Linked DNA regions of Homo sapiens: region 1 is linked to region 2. Evidence: read pairs that join two places in POLR2A ChIA-PET (ENCODE). Cell type or tissue: MCF 10A. All regions are shown on one strand. Links, peaks and the distances in the headings refer to the core of each region. The heading gives the core; the rest is flanking DNA. Region 1 has its middle 47 kb from the start of LINC01107. Region 2 overlaps LINC01937 (long intergenic non-protein coding RNA 1937).

What was found. Peaks named below come from ENCODE experiments on the same cell type or tissue, not always from the same donor. Only the 100,000 strongest peaks of a DNase experiment are listed, where the experiment ranks them.
Region 1: POLR2A ChIA-PET joins it to region 2 with 10 read pairs; 3 of 35 experiments call an interaction of 5 or more read pairs at or near these places.

What each region holds. Positions count from the first base shown.
Region 1 is chr2:238,597,687-238,606,901 of GRCh38, reverse strand. No RefSeq gene overlaps it. Among named protein-coding and RNA genes, the nearest start is that of LINC01107, 47 kb to the right of the region's middle. RefSeq lists an enhancer at 6,551-7,066. In MCF 10A, for the core only: no CTCF peak of the experiment used is centred there; a DNase peak (open chromatin) is centred at 5,191.
Region 2 is chr2:238,725,264-238,734,478 of GRCh38, reverse strand. All of the region lies in intron 1 of LINC01937 (long intergenic non-protein coding RNA 1937), which reads right to left. Among named protein-coding and RNA genes, the nearest start is that of LINC01937, 9.9 kb to the right of the region's middle. RefSeq lists an enhancer at 3,516-4,015. In MCF 10A, for the core only: no CTCF peak of the experiment used is centred there; a DNase peak (open chromatin) is centred at 5,548.

The sequences.
Region 1 (9,215 bases), core at 4,036-6,535, 130 kb after region 2:
TGGTAGTATAGGGAGGATTAGGCTGTGGGTGGGGCCCTAGAAATCCCAAGAGAATAATATGCCCTCTGTCTTCATCTACCAGGGTGGATAGAGAAGGACCATCAGGTGGGGGCAAGGTTAGGTGTGTCTAAGTTCAGACTCTCCTTGGGCAGGGCTTGCTGCTGCTGCTGCGGGGTTGGGGGTGTTGTTCCCAGGTCAACGGACTTATGTTCCCAGGAGGATTATGGCTGCCTCTGCTGTGTCATCAAGGTTGTCAGGGAAGTGGGGGATAGGTGGCAGTTACAGGCCTCACCCAGCTCCCACACAACCCAAAAGGCCTATCCCACTCCCACCGTGCCTCAGCCCCAACAGCACTGAGTTTGTTTCCAGGCGATGAGCAGCAGGGCTGAGAACTTGCCCCAGGGTACCAGCCTCCCATATGAGAAAGCAAGTAGAATTTTCACACCTCCCCACCTGTCGCATCTGCACATCTGATTTATGCCCTCCCCTGAGTTCTGGCCAGGAGACTTCACATTTGGTTGGAATTGTTACAAAGTTCAGCTGGAGGTTTCCTTCTCCCTGTGGTCTTTTCCCAGTTCCTCTGGCAGCCTCCCCAAGGACACCTGTGAGAAAAGTAAGAAATGGCTTCCCTGGGGACCCCAGAGAGCCCACAGGGCTTTTCCCACTGCTTCCTCTACCCCTGTATTTCACTTGGCTCTCTAAGTTGACTCAGCTCCAAGTAAGGTTAAATCCTTCTCCCCTGATCTAGACCTTCAGCTTCCCCAGTGAGGGTGTGTGTTCAGGGACAGATAATCCCACTTTTCCACTGTCACAGCTTAGACACTCACAATACGTGGGCTGTCTCCCAGATCCCGCAGGAGCAATCCGATTCCTTCAGAGGGTCTGTGGGCTCTCTTGGCTTTCCTGGTATATTCCTGCAGTAGTCGTTTTGGAGCAAAAGTTGATGATCCAAGTCTCCACACCCTGCTCTGTCCATCGGAGCTGGAACTGCAAGCTAGTTCTGCCTCCTATCCTGTGTTCTTTTAATTTCTATTAGATTAATAGTATCCAGTCTTTTTTCTTTTCTAATGAATGCATTTAGGGCTATAAATTTTGTTCTACGTATTACTGTAACAGCATTCCACAAGTGTGGATGTATGGCATTTTTATTATCATTCAGCCTATAATATAGTCTTTTTTATTATGATTTCTTCTTTGGATCATGACTTATTTGCAAATATGCTTTAAAACATCCAAATGTATAACTTCATTCAATTTTTTTACTTGAACAATATATAGTGGAGAGAGAACATGGCCTGCATGATCCCATTTTGTTAATATTTGTTGAATTGTATTTTATGACCTAATATGTGATTATTATAACTGTTGCATTTGTACTTGAAAAGAATATGCATTATTAATTTTTAGGTATAACATTCTATATGTCATTAGATATAAATTCTTAATTTGTATTTTAAAAATCCATACACTTACTTTGTTACACTGTAAGGGTAGACTTATAAACCTCTCCTTGTAATTCCGTCAAATTTTGTTTTATGTATTTTGAGGCCATATTTTTAGGGGTATCTAAGTTTATAAATTTTTCCTAGTGAATTCTAGTTCTTTTACCATTTTAAAATAATCCTTTTAGACCTGACTAATGCTTTTTTTACTTTAAGGCCTTTTTTGTGTTTTAATATAGTTAATAACCTTTCTTTTCATCAATCTTTGTCTGGCACATCTATTTCTCCACTTTTACTTTACACCTTTCTGTTTTCCATATTGTTTAAGAATTGGTCTTGCTAAAAGCATAAAGTCATTTTTTTCTTTATTTAATCTATCAGTCTCTGGTTTTATTCAGAAAACTCAATTTGTTTACATTTTTTGTAGTTAACTAACCTATTTGGAATTGTTTCTGCCATCTTAATTTGTGCTTTCTATCTTTCTAGCTTTTTACTTCTTTTCCTATCTTCTATAGCAGGGATTGGCAAATTACACCCTTCAGGCCAAATCCAGTTCATTTGCTATTTTTATAAACTAAGTTGAATTGGAGTGCACCACCATGCTCATTTGTTTAAATCTTCTCTATGGTTTCTCTTGCACTACAATAGCAGAGTTGAATAGATACAATAGAGACCATATGGCACACAAAGCCAAAAGTATGTACTATCTGGCCATTTACAGAAAACATTTGCCGCCTTGTTCAATAGGATTAAAGAGTTTCTTTTCTCATTTTTCCTTTACTGTTTTGAAAATTACAAATTCTACTTTTATCACGCTCCCCAACTCCCAGCAGTCATGATTAAAATTTTAACATGTGTACTCAGCATTCCAAGATCTCAAGTTAACTCAATTGTTCATGGGATCATTCAATGATTTTGGAATTCTAGATTATTATCCTCCCACGTTACATATTACTAGGGGATTGGGTCACTCTCCTCCCAACTTACATGATACTTAATCCAGTATTTCAGGTCCTACGTGTTTTTATACATGTGAAATGTCATTGCTATTATTGTTGTCATCCATTGTCAATCCTGTTCCAATTTATCCATATGTTTACTAATTTATTTGCTCACCATTCTGCTTTCGGTTCACTTCTTCATTCTGGATTCAGTTTTCTCCAGATAAAGTGCATTCCTGGAAGTTCTTTAGCTGGGACTCTGTTAGTTATAAATTCCCTAATGCTTTGTTTTTCATCCTTTCTCCCTAATTCTTGTATGACAGTTTAGTTAGGTAGAAAATTCTATTTTCTCTCAACACTTTGAAGATATAATTCCACTATCCTTTGGTCATCATTGAGAAGTGGCAGCCAAATTAATTGTCATTCCTTCATAGGACATCTTACATTTCTGGCTACTGTTAAGGTATTATCTTTGTACTTGGCATTCTTACATAGCTTACTCTAATCTATCCAGGGATGCATTTCCTTATGTCTACCCTAATATTTAGGACTACATTTTCCTTGAATCTGAGAGCTCAGAACTGTTCTCCATTTTGAAAATTCTCAGTCACCATCTCTTTCAATATTGACTCACTCTCATTCTCTCCTTTCTCTCCATCTATAACTCCTATTGTGCTTCTATTAGACCTTCTTGTCCTATTCTCCATATCTATTAATCTTGCTTCCAAATTGTCTCTTTATTTCCATGTGCTCACAGTGATTTTCCACTTAACTAATTCTCCTTTTAGTTATGTCTAATTTGCTTTTTAACCTAACCATTAAAGACTTAGTTAAATTTCAATCACTATATTTTTATTCCTATATATTTCCTTCTGTTCTTTTCAAATCTTCCCTGTCTTTTGTCTTCCCTTGGTGGCAGCTTGCTGTTTTCTCTTTTTTTTTTAATTTTCCATTGTGTCTTTAATTCTATCTCATAATCTTTATTTTGATAATATTGTTGCCTGAAGCTCTTAGGAATTTAATCCCACTGTTTGTTATATCTTTGAACTTGCTCAGAGTTTATTTTTCTCCCTTGGATTGGCACTTTTGGATTGTGAGCTCATCTTCATTGCAGTTTTTCTGTAGGAATGCTTTGTGTACATCCACAGAGATTTTGTGTTTTCTCCTGCCAGGTGCTCCAGGGTTAATTTTATCTAAATTGCTCAGATTGGGGGCTCCATGTCACTCAGATAGTATAAATTCACACCCCAAATACACCTGAGGATAGCCACTACATACAAATTCTCAAGGACAACCATTTTCTCCTACTCAGAATCAGGCCAAGGTTGACAGGCTTTCTGTTATTTCCCTGTGCCAATGGCTGGATTGTTCTTCTGGTCCACCTTTTCATTGGAAGTGTAATTCTTCAAAGGCAGAAGACAACTCTTGTATAGGAAACTCAGTTCTAATTTCCAGCCTCTTATGGGCTCAAAGATTCATTTCCTATTTCTGCATGGCCATTAAAATCCAAAAATTCATTAGTTAAAAAGACATACAAAGTAACCTCAACTCCCACCTTTGCCATCCCATGCCTTCCCCCAGCATAGCCCTAGCATCGGTTATCTTATATTTCTGGTTTCTGTTTCCTCTTTGGTTTGGGCCTCCACAAGGGATTTCCCTTATCTTTTCAAGAGCAATGTTTATTATACTGCTGTATTTTAGCCAACATCCCTAGACATTTTATATCAAGATGTTTCTCAGGCTATCTGGTTCATCAGACTGCTGAAAACTGAGGTTTAAAATAAACATTTACAATAAACTATTTCATACATTATAAATCCAACTCTAACATCCAGCTTAACTCATCCCTAGTTTATTCATGAAAATGTGTGACTTCGGGAAAGGGCTTCCGGCATTGCAAGGAACATTTCTCATCCCATTCCCTGGCTCCTGTGCCCCAGTCTTGCCACTGAGATTTTCTATAGTTTTAATTCCTGAAAAAGAGATGGGTATATGGGAGAAATAATCTCTTTATGCCTGTCAGTGGCCATCTGAGATGCCAAAAATAATAATGAGGAAATAGAACAGCTAACGAGGTAGCCGTCTCTCAAATCTTTCACAGTGCTAGAATTTGCCCTTTGGAGCATTTTCAAAACACCAGAGAGGTTAGTGCCTGTGGAAGCACTCACTGTCTTCTAATAAAAGTTCTTTCCAATACCTTCGTCAAAACAGTCATTTGTAAATCAGCCAATATTTTTACAGCTCAAAGAGCATTTTCATGCCACTTATCTTATGAAAGTTGAGTGTCCACCTCTGACGAGTGAAAAAAAAATATATGAGACTGAGGCGATTAAGCAAGTTGCTTGCCCTGGTCATTGTTATGTAGTCAGCAGAACTAGAACTTTACTATTTTTAGCAGAAAACACTGTTCATAAATTCTTATAAGGGTAGGTGCCAGAATTTGCTCTCCTGCTGCTACACTGTCCCAGACACTACCTATAGGAGCTTAACCAACATTAAAAGTTAAATTAAACAGCTCTTAAAATCTTGTCTTAAAATGGTAGTTGTGCAATTTCTGAGTGATGCTAGCCAAGGGTGGATTCCCCAGAGCTTGGAAGTAAACCAGAAAAGAACAATGAGATGTCCAGGCATCGGGAAGTGGGTCCTAGAAGGTGAGGCCTGGAGAAATTGGACATTGCATAGTCTGGGGCAACGTGCTGGGGTCCAGCACTGTCTGTGGCTGGCTCCTGTGTCAAAGGCTGCTGGGGGTGCAGCAAGAGGGACATGGAGAGCCCGTGTGACTCACCCTGCCTTTCATCTGCATTTGCTCTCTTGGCAAGAGTGATTTTCATTGTACCATAAGCTCAGTGTTACCAAACCCATTTGGAGTGATGCACTGACTGAAACTGCTCCTCAAGGAGAAAGGACTAACACCGGCTTCCAAACGGAGGCTTTGCTATGTGAGTCTTGGCTTCTTGGCTTTCCCCATGAAGAACTTCCTGTCGGCCCACAGACAGCAAGTGAGCTGCGGGAAAGCGCTGGCTGCTAGCCTCCTCCTTCCGCACTGGACCAGGGGCAGGGGCTCCTCTCAGAGACCAACCAGAGCAAAGCAGCTTGCAGGGCAAGGCCCAAAGGAGGATCAGAGGCCCAAAGGAGGAGCAGAACCCAGAAGCAGAAGTCAGACCACGGGCGGGTAGGGACAGGTGAGCTGGGGATAGAACCACTGATCTGAGGCCCGAGGGGCAGTAACCACGTGGGCCTGATCCAGGAGGGTCCCTAGAACCGGCGCTGTGGTTGCTGGCTGGTTTTCCTTGGAGGCTGGGGCACGATGCAAGAGCAGTGAGTCTGAGTCTAACATGTTAGGGATGGGCAGGCAGCCCCAAGATTGCAGCACGGAGTGGCCAGAACATACCCCTGGAGGTGCCTGTGCAACCCTTCTCCACAGTGGGGTAGCGCACAGCCTGCTCTCCACTGAACGGGACTCCTCCTTATTCCTTCCTACACTAATTCACCTGTCTTCCCACCCTCCATGGGGTAAGCGCTGGGGGCACGGTGCTGGGTGCTGGGTGCTGGGGACAGGTGTGGGCTGGGCTCTGAGTTAGGACGAGCCACTGTCCCATTTGAGAGTCTCCAGCCCCATCATGTTCAATCCCAGCTCAGCGGATTTTCACACCCAAATCACTGCCTCCTGCCCCCAAATCTGGAACTACCAGTTTAAAAAAAAAAAAAAAAAAAAAAAGTCTGTGAGATGGACGTGGCACTGAGGAGGGGAAGTAAGCCAGGAACCACACAGGGGACCAGGCGGGCGCCAGGCCCACCCAGTATCGCCACCCGGGGACGGCTTTAGCCACCCGAGCCTCCAGCGTGGGGGGAGCGTTCATTCTCTGAGGTCGTCATGAGGCTCAAAGGGAAGTGAACATACAGTGTTCTCAAGGTGTTACATTTCTAAAGTCATCTCAAGAGACAGCCAAGCAGAAGGCGAGAGGAAGGAAAAGGCGGTGTCCACACCTGCCGATGGACTCGGGGAAACGTGGACCCTCCGCGGTGTCCCAGGGACCCCAAGCTCCATGTTCCCCAGCAAGGCCTGGGTGACACCACCTCTATTTGGGCCAAGGTGAGACCACTATGGTGGGACCACTCCCGCAGCCCCTGGGACAGGACGGGACGCCCCAACAGGGAGCCCCTCCCCACCCACGTCCCGCCACCTCCTCCCAGCTTCCCAGCGCCCTCCCCAGCATCTGGCGGCCTGCGGAGCCTCCCACTCCGAGGAGGTCTCCTCCATGGACTCCAGGCAGAGGAGGACGCTGTCCTGCATGCATCGCTCCCTTCAATGTCCCATGCCCAGGAGGCTGCGCCACATTCTTGGCAGGCGGGGCCTGCCTCATCCTGCTTTGCTGTACATGTGGGCCCCATTTGCAGGGGGCACCGCGCTGGGGTGGAGGAGATCCAGAGGGGTGGCTGTGGGACTGGCCTTAAACACTTCCACCTGAGAATGTGGAGGGAACACCCCCCAAGGCGATGAAAGGGACCAGAGAGCAGGACGCTACGCACCAGGAAAAGAGGAGTGGAGAAGCCCCCAGTGTGAGAAGGCAGGAGGGGGTCCTGCGGAGGCCGTCAGTGCCGCTGCTGAGCCTCGAGACCCCCAGCAGGAGGCATGTGGGGGACAGGAGAGCAGTGGGGTGCAGGGCCAGCCCACTGCACCTTCTTGCCACTCAGGGCTGGCAGCTACCAGGCTACCCCAAGGAGGCCAACCCCCAGGCTCTCATCGTGGCTGCTGCCCCAGCATCCGTGGCAGCCCATCGCTACAGCATTGGTGGGGACATCTGCAGGCTCTGCCAGCCTGGAGCCCTGCCCTGCAGCTGGTGAGGCACCCCCACAAGGTGCCAGAGACCACCTGGTCCAACCATCACTTCCCACACAAACAAACCAAGATGCAGGTGTTTAGTTAGGCATCAACTAGCTTGGGTTAGTATCCGTTGCCTCCGGCAGCTCTTCCTTTCCTGGTCTGAGGGGCTCCAGTGAGGGCTCCAAACAGCCCAGAGTCTTATTACTTGTATTTGAAAACAAATGCACAAAGCCGCGGGAAGGGCAAAGCCCTCCCAGCACTGGCTGTGCCTAGTCCCTGCAATCTGACCTCACTGCTCCAATGCCATTAGCTCCAGAACAACCCCTCTTCTCCAGCAGCAAGGACTTCAGGACTCCCGGGCAGACCCACGCGGGGCAGCACCCCTGCAGATCCAAGCCTCATGCACTCTCTTCCACACCTGGGCCCCTGAGGCTCCTCCACGGACTGCTGCGTTTCCTATTTCTTCCAAGACAAAATGGACCCATTCACCTTTTTCCCTCATGTCCCTCTCTCCCTTCTCCTCCCTGGTCCCACTAAAAGTGTGAGCTTCCAATGCTTCCTGGGTTTGAAAAGTTTCACATGATATCAGTACACAGAGACAGTTCATTTTGGTATTTGGGCTCTTGTCAAGGTTAAAAACCAAAAAATGGATTGACCCATCACTAGACAAAATCAGAATAGTCAAAGAGGTGACGTCATGGGGGAAATTCCTAACTCACGCATGCGCCATGGTCTGTCTCCTGGTCTTTGTCATTCACACGTTTTAGATGAGCATTTATTTACTATGCCCATAATCTGTGCTGGGCACCGTGGGCCCAGAGATCCCTGAGGCACAGACCCTGTCTCCAAACGCAGGAAAACACAGAGATCGTGAGAAAGAATTGCAGCTTTCGTGGCAGAGTACACGGCACGCCTGTGTGGGGGTAGGCAAGGGCCTCTGAGCCAGGACAGGGTAGAAGGGACAGTGGAGGGTCAGGAACACCTTCCAGAGGGGCTCACAGGGAAGGAGAGGGAGGGAATGACCAGGGGAGAAACAGAAAGGAACAAGGCCAACTCCAAAGGCCAGAGCCCCTGGACACAGCGGGGCACAGGAGGCAGACAGGCAGAGCCAGGGATGGGGGATCCCACGGGGAACTGAGAGCGGGCACAGGGTTCAAGCACAGGCATGGCAGAATGTGCTGTGCATTGTTTCAAGGTCCTCTCGGTGGCTGCATAAGGAATGGACTGACTCAGAGTGACAGGGTGACCCAGAGACCCAAGAAAAGCGGCAGCAGGAGAACAACCTGTGGCACTTAAGATGCCCAGAGCCATCCTGCGTGCTTTGCAAACATGAGCCCATGAAATGCTTGCCACCACGCAGTGGGGTGGGCACTGACATTGCCCCGATTTACAGAAAAGGCATCTGGGACACAGAGAAGTTGGCCTGCCGAGGTCTGGGAGTGACCCCGAAAATGGAGCAGGGCCTGAAACCAGGCAGTGGTGAAGGGGTAGGAAGACAAATTTGGTACAGAAACACTTAGGACTCAGTGCCCAACCAGGGGCAGGAATCTGGGAGAGGTCTGGGATGACCCCCAGGTCCCTGGTTGGGGTAACTGGAAGAGCTCAGGGCTGTAGGGAGAAGAGTCTATTTAAAGGGGAATGGAGGGGTCCCACTGGGGGCGGGACAATTTGGGAACATTAGTGGGATGTTGGGGGAGGATTAGATCTATAAGTCATGGACACCCAGGTCAGCCCCAAAGGGTAAATGTGTGGGGTGAGTAGAGAGCTAAGAAGCCACAGGAGACCCCACATCACTGAGTCCTCCTGCCTGATGGCCCCTCCAGGCCTTGGGACAACCTGCCCTAGGATTCCTGATTCCCAGTTGAGGGGAGAGAGGCCTGGGGAGAGGCAGAGCTCTTAGAGCCCGGGAGGACATTCTTGCTTCAAGGCTCAAGTAGGGGGATGAGAAGGAGGACCCTTGGCCGAGAAATTTCATGCAGTAAGGAGGGCTCAGAGTGGCTTATGCGG
Region 2 (9,215 bases), core at 4,445-6,944:
TCTCTACAAACTCTTCCAGAAAAATAGGAGAGAAAAAAAATCACTCTCTAATTTATTCCATAAAGCCAACATTACCCTAATGCCAAAAATAAAGAATTACAATAAACTACAGATCAATATGTCCCATGCATAGGCACAAAAATTCTCAATAAAATTTTAGCAAATCAAATTCAACCGTGCATAACATGAATTATACATCACAATCAAGTGGAATTTATTCCACGTATTCAAGGCTGGTTCAACATTAAAAAATGTTTTAATGTAATTCATCATATCAACTGCTAAAGAAGAATGATTATATAATCATCAATTGAAGAAAAAAAAACTGTTGACAAAACCAACATCCATTCATGATCAAAGCTCTTAGTAAACTAGAAATGTAAGGGAATTTCCTCAACTTGATAAAGAACACCTACAGAAATCCAACAGCTAATACGATACTTAATGGTTAGAAACTGGATGCTCCCCCCAAAATTGGGATCAAGGCAAGGATGTCTTCTCTTACCACTATTTATAATTAACATTTTTACCAGAAGTCCTAGCTAGTGCAATAAGACAAGAAATAGAAATAAAAGATATACAGATAGGGAAGGAAGAAATAAAACTCTTTATTCTCAGATGATGTGATTATTTATGTAAATAAAGTATCCCAAAGAATCAACAAGAAAAAACCCTGGAACTAGTAAATGATTATAACAAGGTCAAAGGATATAAAGTTAATATGCAAAAATCAATTGCTTTCCTATATACCCACAATGAACAATTAGAATTTGAAATTTAAAATTAAAAAATTCATATGAGTATAAAAACTAAATACTTAAGTACAAATCTAACAAAATATGTACAAGACCTATATGGGGAAAACTACAAAAATCTGATAAAAGAAATCAAAGAAGTTCTAAATCAATGGAGATATATTTCATATTTATGGATTGAAAGGCTTAATATTGTTAAGATCTCAATTCTTATCAACTTGACCTATGTATTCAGTGCAATCCTGATCAAATTCCCAGTGAGTTATTTTGTGGACATGAATAAATTGATCAAAGCTTACATGAAAATTCAAAACCCTCAGAAGAGTCAACATAATACTGAAGAAGAACAAAGTCAGAAGACTGACACTACCCAACTTCCAGACTGACTATAAAGCTATAGTAATCAAGACAATTGGTATTGGTGAAAGAATAGACAAATAGATCAATGGAATAGAATAGACCCACACAAATATAGTCAACTTATCTTTGACAAAAGTGCAAAGGCAATTCAATAGAGAAAGCATATTCTATTCAAAAATGATACTGGAACAATTTGGCATCCATATGCAAAAAAAATCGAGATACAAACTTCATGTCTTTCACAAAAATTAACTCAAAATGGTCATAGAGCTAAATATAAAATGTAAAACTATAAAATTTCTAGACTATCACATAGGAGAAAAATCTAGGTGACTCTGGGTTTGGCAATGAGTTTTTAGATACAACACCAAAAGCACAACCTATGATAGAAAAATTAATAGTTTAGGCTTCCCTAAAATTTAAAAATTCTGCTATGCCAAAGACACTATTAAGAGAGAAGAAACAAGCCACAAACTGAAAGAAAAATATTTGCAAAATACGTAACTTATAAAGAACAAAATATACAAAGAACTCTTAAAATTCAAATCTAAGAAAAGAAACAACTCATTTAGAAATGGACAAAAGACTTGAACAGATATCTCATGAAAAAAGATGTACAGATGGTGAATTAGTATATAAAAAGATGTTCATATCCATTTGTCACTATGGAATTGTAATTAAAACAACGAGACACCACTATTCACCTGTTACAATAGCTAAAATCCAAAAATCTGACAATTTCAAGTGCTGATGAGGGTTCAGGGCAACAAGAATTCACATACATTATTGGTAAGAATGCAGAATGGTACAGCCACTTTGGAAGGCAGTTGGCCATTTCTTACAAAGCTAAATACAGTCTTACCCTAAAATCCAGCAATTGTGCTCCTAAGTACTCACTCAATTGAATTGAAAAAGTATATCCATACAAAGACCTGCACAAAAATGTTTATAGCTATCTTATTCATAATTGCCAAAAACTGGAAGAAACCAAGATGTTCTTTAATGGGTGGTTGTACAAGCAAACGGGTACATCAATACAATGGAATATTATTGAGCAACAAGAAGAAAACCACAGAACTGTGAAGACAGGGAGGGACCTTAATTGCATATTGCAAAGTGAAAGAAGCCAGTCTGAAAAGGCTGTGGTCAGTATTTCTGTAAATCTAAAACTGTTCTAAAAAAAATGTGTATTCATTTTGTAAGAAGTTTTAAAAAAAGGGGAAAAAACCCAGAAACTTTATGAGGAAGTTATAGACTTTCCGAAACAGCATTAGATTGTCCCAGGGCTTGGAACTGGAGTTTGAGTCAGTCTTGCTCAACTCCCAGGTGGCTTCTAATTCACACCACAACCTTCTGAGACTAAGCGTTGGCTTTAATGCCCAGTTGTAAATAAAAGTCTGGAAGTCTGGTTACTGCACGCCTTTTCACCCAAGAAGTCCTCCAGACGACTTCCTTCCAGCTTTCTCAAATTCAGGGCTAAGTTGTAATTGTCAATAGATTTTACAAGTCCATACCTAGTTCTGCCTTGACCATACACTCACAAGCTCATCACTAGTGGTGCAGACTGCACAGTGCTTCCTAAGGCCATTCTCCACCTGCCCATTCCGTTCCCAGCATGCATTGTGCCTGTACCACTTCCTGAAAGTCTCAGTCTCCTTGCTCTTTCACCAAAAGTTCATTTATCTGTTTTTTTTTTGTCAACCTGAAATACTTTAAAGTGTAACATACAAACTGTAAAATACAGAATTTTTTTCAATGTTTATAGACATATAGGCATAATTTATATTATTCTTTGTGAGAAAGAGTCTTGCTCTGTTGCCCAGGGTGGAGCACAGTGGTGCAATCAAGGCTCACTGCAGCCTCAACCTCCTGTGCTCAAGGGATTCTCCCATCTCAGCCTCTTGAGTAGCTGGGATTACAGGCATGCACCACCATGCCCAGTAAATTTTTTTTTATTTTTTATTTTTTGCAGAGACAGGGCTTTGCTATGTTGCCCAGGCTATTCTTGAACTCCTGAGCTCAAGTCATCCTCAAGCCTCAACCTCTCAAAGTGCTGGGATTACAGGCACGAGCCACAGTGCCTGGACAATTTATATTCTTTATATGTAATCTTAAATGCATTCATTCATCTCAATGAATTTTTACAAATGAATAAACTCCTGTAACTATCACCAAACTCAAGATACAGCACGACCAGCATTCTGGTTTTTTTTTTTTTTTTAACTTGCCAGATGGAGATAGAATGTATCTTTCTCATCTCTGTTGTTTTAAGTTTTATGCACATTTCCAATGCAGTCCCAGCATTTTCAGCGCTCCATGTCTTGACTCACTGGCGTCCATTTTAAATGTTTCCTGCTTGCTGCCTGCATTGATTCAATGTTGCTTTTTACCAAAACAGAGGAACTATAGTAAACTTCTTCAACTTAGAGCCTTCTACTAAGGGGGCTGAATTTATTAGATTGGTGCAAAAGTAATCGCAGTTTTTGCACCAACCTAAGAATTTTATGATCATGATTGCCACATGGTTTAACTTCAAAGCAATTCTGTGCTTTTTGCAGAGGGGAGCTGAGGCTTCGTGGAGTTGAAGGTGAATTTCCCAGGCAGGCGGGAGAGACTGTACTGAGAGGGCTCCCAGGGAACCCAGCTGCATTCAGCCCAGCACTGTCAGCAGTGGAAGGACTTACCTGACCACCCACAGGGGCTTGCCTTCCACAGGCATGTTCTCACACTCCAGCCCGCGTCAGACTCACCTACAAGGCTCTTCATAGCACAGGCTTCTGGGCCCTATCCCCAGGGTTTCTGATGCAGTAGGTCGTAGGGTCTCAGATTTTGCATAGTTAACAGGTCCCCGGGTGACGCTGGTACTGCCTTTGGGGGACCCCACTCTGAGAACCGCTGTGTTGCAGCAAGCTGGGTCCCAGCAGCGATGTAGGGAGGGGCAGGCTGTGCTAAGCCTCAGCTAACAGAGCGGCCGTCCACGGCTCCTTCTGTCTGAGGTCCCTACTGAGGAGGGAAGGAATTCTTCCCAGAACTCAGCAACCCAGGAGCTTTCCAGGGCTCTGGGTACCTCTTCCTGATCCGTGGTTCTGGAAGACTTGGGGTAAGAAAAGTGCCTAGGCCGCGAGGTCCTAAGGCGTCTTTATGGAGACATTGCCTGGGATCATGGCCAAGGCTCAGGCTTCAGGGGCAGGAGCTCCAGGCTGGCCATGCACTAGTTATTGACCGGGCAGGGGCAGGAGCAGTGCTAGCATGGTGCCTGGCACAGAGCAGCTGTCATACTTTGCACACGTTTTGGCAGATTTTTCTTAGATGGTGGTATGGGGGTCGTTGAAGGAGCCCTCTTGTGTGCTAAACTGGGCTTGGACCACCTCAGCTCTCCTGAAAAATGGGCAGGGACTGGGAGCCTCATGGGTGTCATACTAAGTCTGACCCAATGACTGAGACAGAGTAAACAAGGGGTGGTCTCTCTGCCCCCTGAGTTCACCCTGTTACTAAGACCCTCGTCATATTGAATTTCAACGGCCTGGTCACCCATGAAGTTCTTCAGCTGGACCGGGGTTTCTCAATCTCGACACTGTTGACACTTGGGCCTGTATAATCCTTTGCTCTGGGGGCAGGGCTGTCCTGTGCATTATAGCGTGTTTAGCGGTATCCCTGGTCTCTACCTACTAGATGCCAGCAGCAGCTCCCTGACATCAAATCACAACAGCCAGAAATGTCTCTAGACGATATCCAGTGTCTCCTAGGGGCAGAACAGCTCCAACTGGTAACTGCTGAGTTACACTGGGAGCTCCCAGGAGGGAGGAACCACACCTTCCATCCCTGCACCTCCAGGACTAGCACACAGTAGGGGCTCACTAAGGGGACATCGAATGTATCCAACCTGCCTGGTCAGATATTCAGCATTTCATGCTCATTATGACATTTGAGTCTCAAAACCACCCGTGAGGAAGACTCATGTGAGAGATGAGGAAACCGAGGCACTGCAGGTGGGACCACTTGCTCAAGATTTCCTGGCTAATTAGCAACGGAGGCAGGACTTGAACTCCATGCTCTGTGCCTGACTGATTGGCCCTAAGACCAGGGTGACACCCTCTGTCCTACTGGCTTGCTTCCTCAGCACAACACCCTCTGTCCCACTGGCTTCCACAGCACAGGAAAGGAGCTCATGCCTGTGTCTGGACTCATGGCCTCAGGCAGGTCCCAATTTCTTTGTCCTTCCCCGCAGTCTCTCCACGGGGCACTTTGAATTCTGCCAGGCACAGCCTCCCAAGTTCACGTTGCTTTTTGAGGAATGACTTCAGCACTAAAACATGTTTCACATTTAAGGTTAGGCAGGCCCTGCTTACAGCGGGAGCTTACAAGATCTCCAGCCCTTCTGGGGAAGGATATAAAAGGCTGACTTGAATGTTATGAAAGCTTAGGAAAAAAGGAATGCTAATGATCATACAAAAATAGAATGCCAAAGGAAGCTATTGCCAAACTGAAACAGGACTCAGATTCTGGGATAATGGACACATGAATCACAGCAAAGGGAAAAAAAAGTGAACTGGCGTTTCCCCTTTCATCGAAGTACTGATGATCATAAGATAAATCATGTTTGGAGAAGAATCAGAATGATTGGATTAAGTTTTACTGCAGTGTTTCTGACTAATCTTGGACCCAGGCAACCTAATTGAAAACTTACATCTGCACGGAGCTGGAGAGTTTGAACTCTCCAGCTTTAGTAACTCACCGCTGCAAGGCAGGCCCAGGCCCGGGAGTGCCTTCCTCCACATAACTGCATCGTTCTGAAGACACAGATCCAAAAACTCGATTTTCCCACTATGATTTTACCCAGAAACTTCTCTGAATTCGTAGATTACAATCAGATAATGGTCCATGACGTGAGCATCCCTTTGCCTGGCAGGCTGAAAGTCAAGATAGCCCTAGCTCCAAGCAAGCATTCCTTTTTTTTTTTAATGAGAGAAAAGAGGCAACAATTTTTAAGTGACCTTGCTGTTTGCTTTTGTGAAGTGAAGTGATCTCCCCACTGCTGCGATTTTAATAAGCCCGCAAGTTCTCCTAGGTGCCCTCCAGGGAGGAATTTCATTGTTCATCTGCACTCAATGTTCCAGAAATACCCTGCACCCATGAGCAAATCCTAACATGACTTCCAACTTGGGAGTGGAATTTGCCAAATAAATGAGCTGTTCTAACTGAATGTCCCGGGCCAAGGCTGGCTCCTGTGACGATGCTCTCTGCTGGGTCTACAGGCGGACCCTGTGGTTGACAGGCTCCCAGATGTGCACCCCTGGGCTGAGCTCTGCAGCCCAATGCCCCTCCCATCCACTGAACAGACCTGGACCATTCCAGAGGGGCCAGCTTCCCTCTGTGACCCCCAGCCTCATGCTTCCAAAGGAGGGCAGGAGATGACAGCGTGTGGGGGCACAAGGGTAGAGAGCAGACAAAACAAGAGCTCACTGAGAAATGAGGCAGAGGTGTTGTGCAGGTGCCAAGGGCCTGGGTTTTTGACTCCTACAGAGCTGGGTAGGAACCCTGGTTCTTGTCTTTCCCAGCTGTGACACCCTCAGCAAGTTACGAAAACCATGCAACCTCCAGATATCTCATCCATAAACCGGGTGTTGTCATGAGAATGGAATAACACGATGTGCTTAGTAAAATGGAATGTCAATTACATCCACATCCCTGAACAAATGAGTCCACGAAAAGCATGGTGCAAGTGGAATCTATAGTCACGTGTAAGTCTTGTTATATGCAAAAGCATTACTCCTTGCTGGGAGTCTCTCTCCACAGGACTCGATGTGCCACACAGACAGAAACAGTCCCCGTTGCCTTGTCCTTTGCACCTAATGTCACACCGACACGGAGGAGATACTCGGTAAACATTTGTTAAGGAAAGAAGAGCTTGGCACGGGTTCCCTTTTTCTTCCACCTCAACCCCAGTGCTATCCTCAGGGACCCCTCATTCCCACCTTGCTCTGCACACATCTCACCTGGCCCTGGCCCTGTGCCCTCCTGACACCTATTTGGAACATTTCCCCAACAAACTTGGTATTCCAGACTCAGAAACCGGCTGTCGGCATTGGTCCTGCCACTGTCTGCCTGCCTGCTTCCGGGCATATTGCTTCACTGCTCAGAGCCTCAGTGTCCTCGTTTGCTCTTCCATGAGACAGTCATAGTGCGGGTTTGCAGCAGACCTATGGCTCTTGAACTGTACTCCACAAAATCCCACGTGTTTCTCCCGCCAGAACCTCTGGAGGCCTCATCTCTGGGACCCCACCCTTCACATTAGCCAAGGCACCCTACTTTTTCAGTGAGCAGCTGCTGAGAAAGATATTGCTTCATTTCTAGGTGAAGTTTCGTCCCTCTGGACTGAGAGGTTCCTCCTCAATTCTATCTGTGCTGCACAGGGCCCAATTTGGGACCATGAGGGATATGAGATGTCCCAGAACGAGACCATTACTTCTTTCAGGACAAGAGGTTAATTCAGCAATGGGGAACCCTGCTCTCTGTGAAAGGCTTCCCCACATCCAGAAGCCGGCCAGGCTCATGTTTCCTTGGGTAGCGAGACCTCCAGAGAGTTTGGGTCTTTCCTACAGGACACAGGCACATGCAGAGATGCTGGTCTGTTCTAAACTACCCATTCTAGGCCAGGCATAGTGGCTCATGCCTGTAATCCTAGCACTTTGGGAGGCTGAGGCGGGAGGATCACTTGAGGCCAGGAATTTGAGACCAGCCTGTGCAATGTAGTGAGACTCCCATCTCTACAAAAAAAGAAAAGAAAAGAAAAAAGTAGCCAGAAGTGCTGGTGTGCACCAGTAGTTCCAGCTACTCAGAAGGCTGAGGCAGGAGGATGGCTTGAGCCCAGGAGTTTCAGGTTACAATGAGCTATGATGGTGCCACTGCTCTCCAGCATGGGTTGCAAAGTGAGATCCACTCTCAAAAAAAGCAAATAAATAATTTGAAAACATATTAAACTTTCCTTTCAAAACATTCACCATCTCCTGAACTTTGTCTTCACCACTGCCCTAGAACACCTTGCCTACTTCTCAGACAGAATGAGCACCGTCTTGCCCACCCTCTTGCCCACACTTCCTGTCAAGCCTTACACTATCCCCAGCAGCACCACTGACTTCATCACAAAATTGAGTGGCCACACGCCTTAGACCATGCAGGCTACCATAATAAAATACCACAGACTGAATATTTATAAACAACAAAAATTGATTTCTCACAGTTCTGGGGGCTGGGAAGTCCAAAGTCAAGATGGATTTGGTGTCTAGTGAGGGCCCACTTTCTGGCTCACAGATAGCACCATCTTGCTGTGTCCTTACTGGGTGGGTGGGACCAGCTAGCTCTCTGGGGTCTGTTTTATAAGGGCACTAATGCCACTCATGAGGGTTCTACCTTCCTGAGGCAATCACCTCCCAAGGCTGCTCTTTCTAATACCATCGCATTGGATATTAGGCTGCAACATGAAACCTACATTCAGACCACATAGATCTGGTCAATATGGAGATGGTTTTAGACTGTTTATCACTTACACTAACGGCATAAGCAACATCATCATAATGTCAGCTTTCCACATCCCTAGGATGACACCAAATTGGAGAAGCCAGATGACAGACATGAGGAGTGGGTTGCTCCATTGGGATATCTCACTCTAAAATACAACCAAGCACCTTTATAGCTGGAGCTATGCCCTAAGGGGGGCATGTGGAAAGTTTTACTTCTCACTGGAACCAGGGAAGTGGATAAGACAGTGTCTTGTGGCAGCCCCTCACAAGACAGGGAGCCTCCTATAGGACAGGGAAGTGGATGGAAAATGACCTACAGATGACCCTTACGAGACTGCCCTGCTTGCTGAATCCCAGGAAGGATCACAGAGTGTTCTGCCAAGACATGGGTCCGACTGAGGCTGAGACTCACCTACGCAGAGACGCCCAAGAGCTCCATGGGGGAGCCTTTCCCTACTCTGTCCTCCTACCTTCCTTCTCATTGAGGACAAGGTGTCTGTCCTCTTGTCTAAGGAGAAACTCACCCTTAGAACCTTGGATTTACTAAAACTCTCATTGAAAACCTATTTAATCAATGATC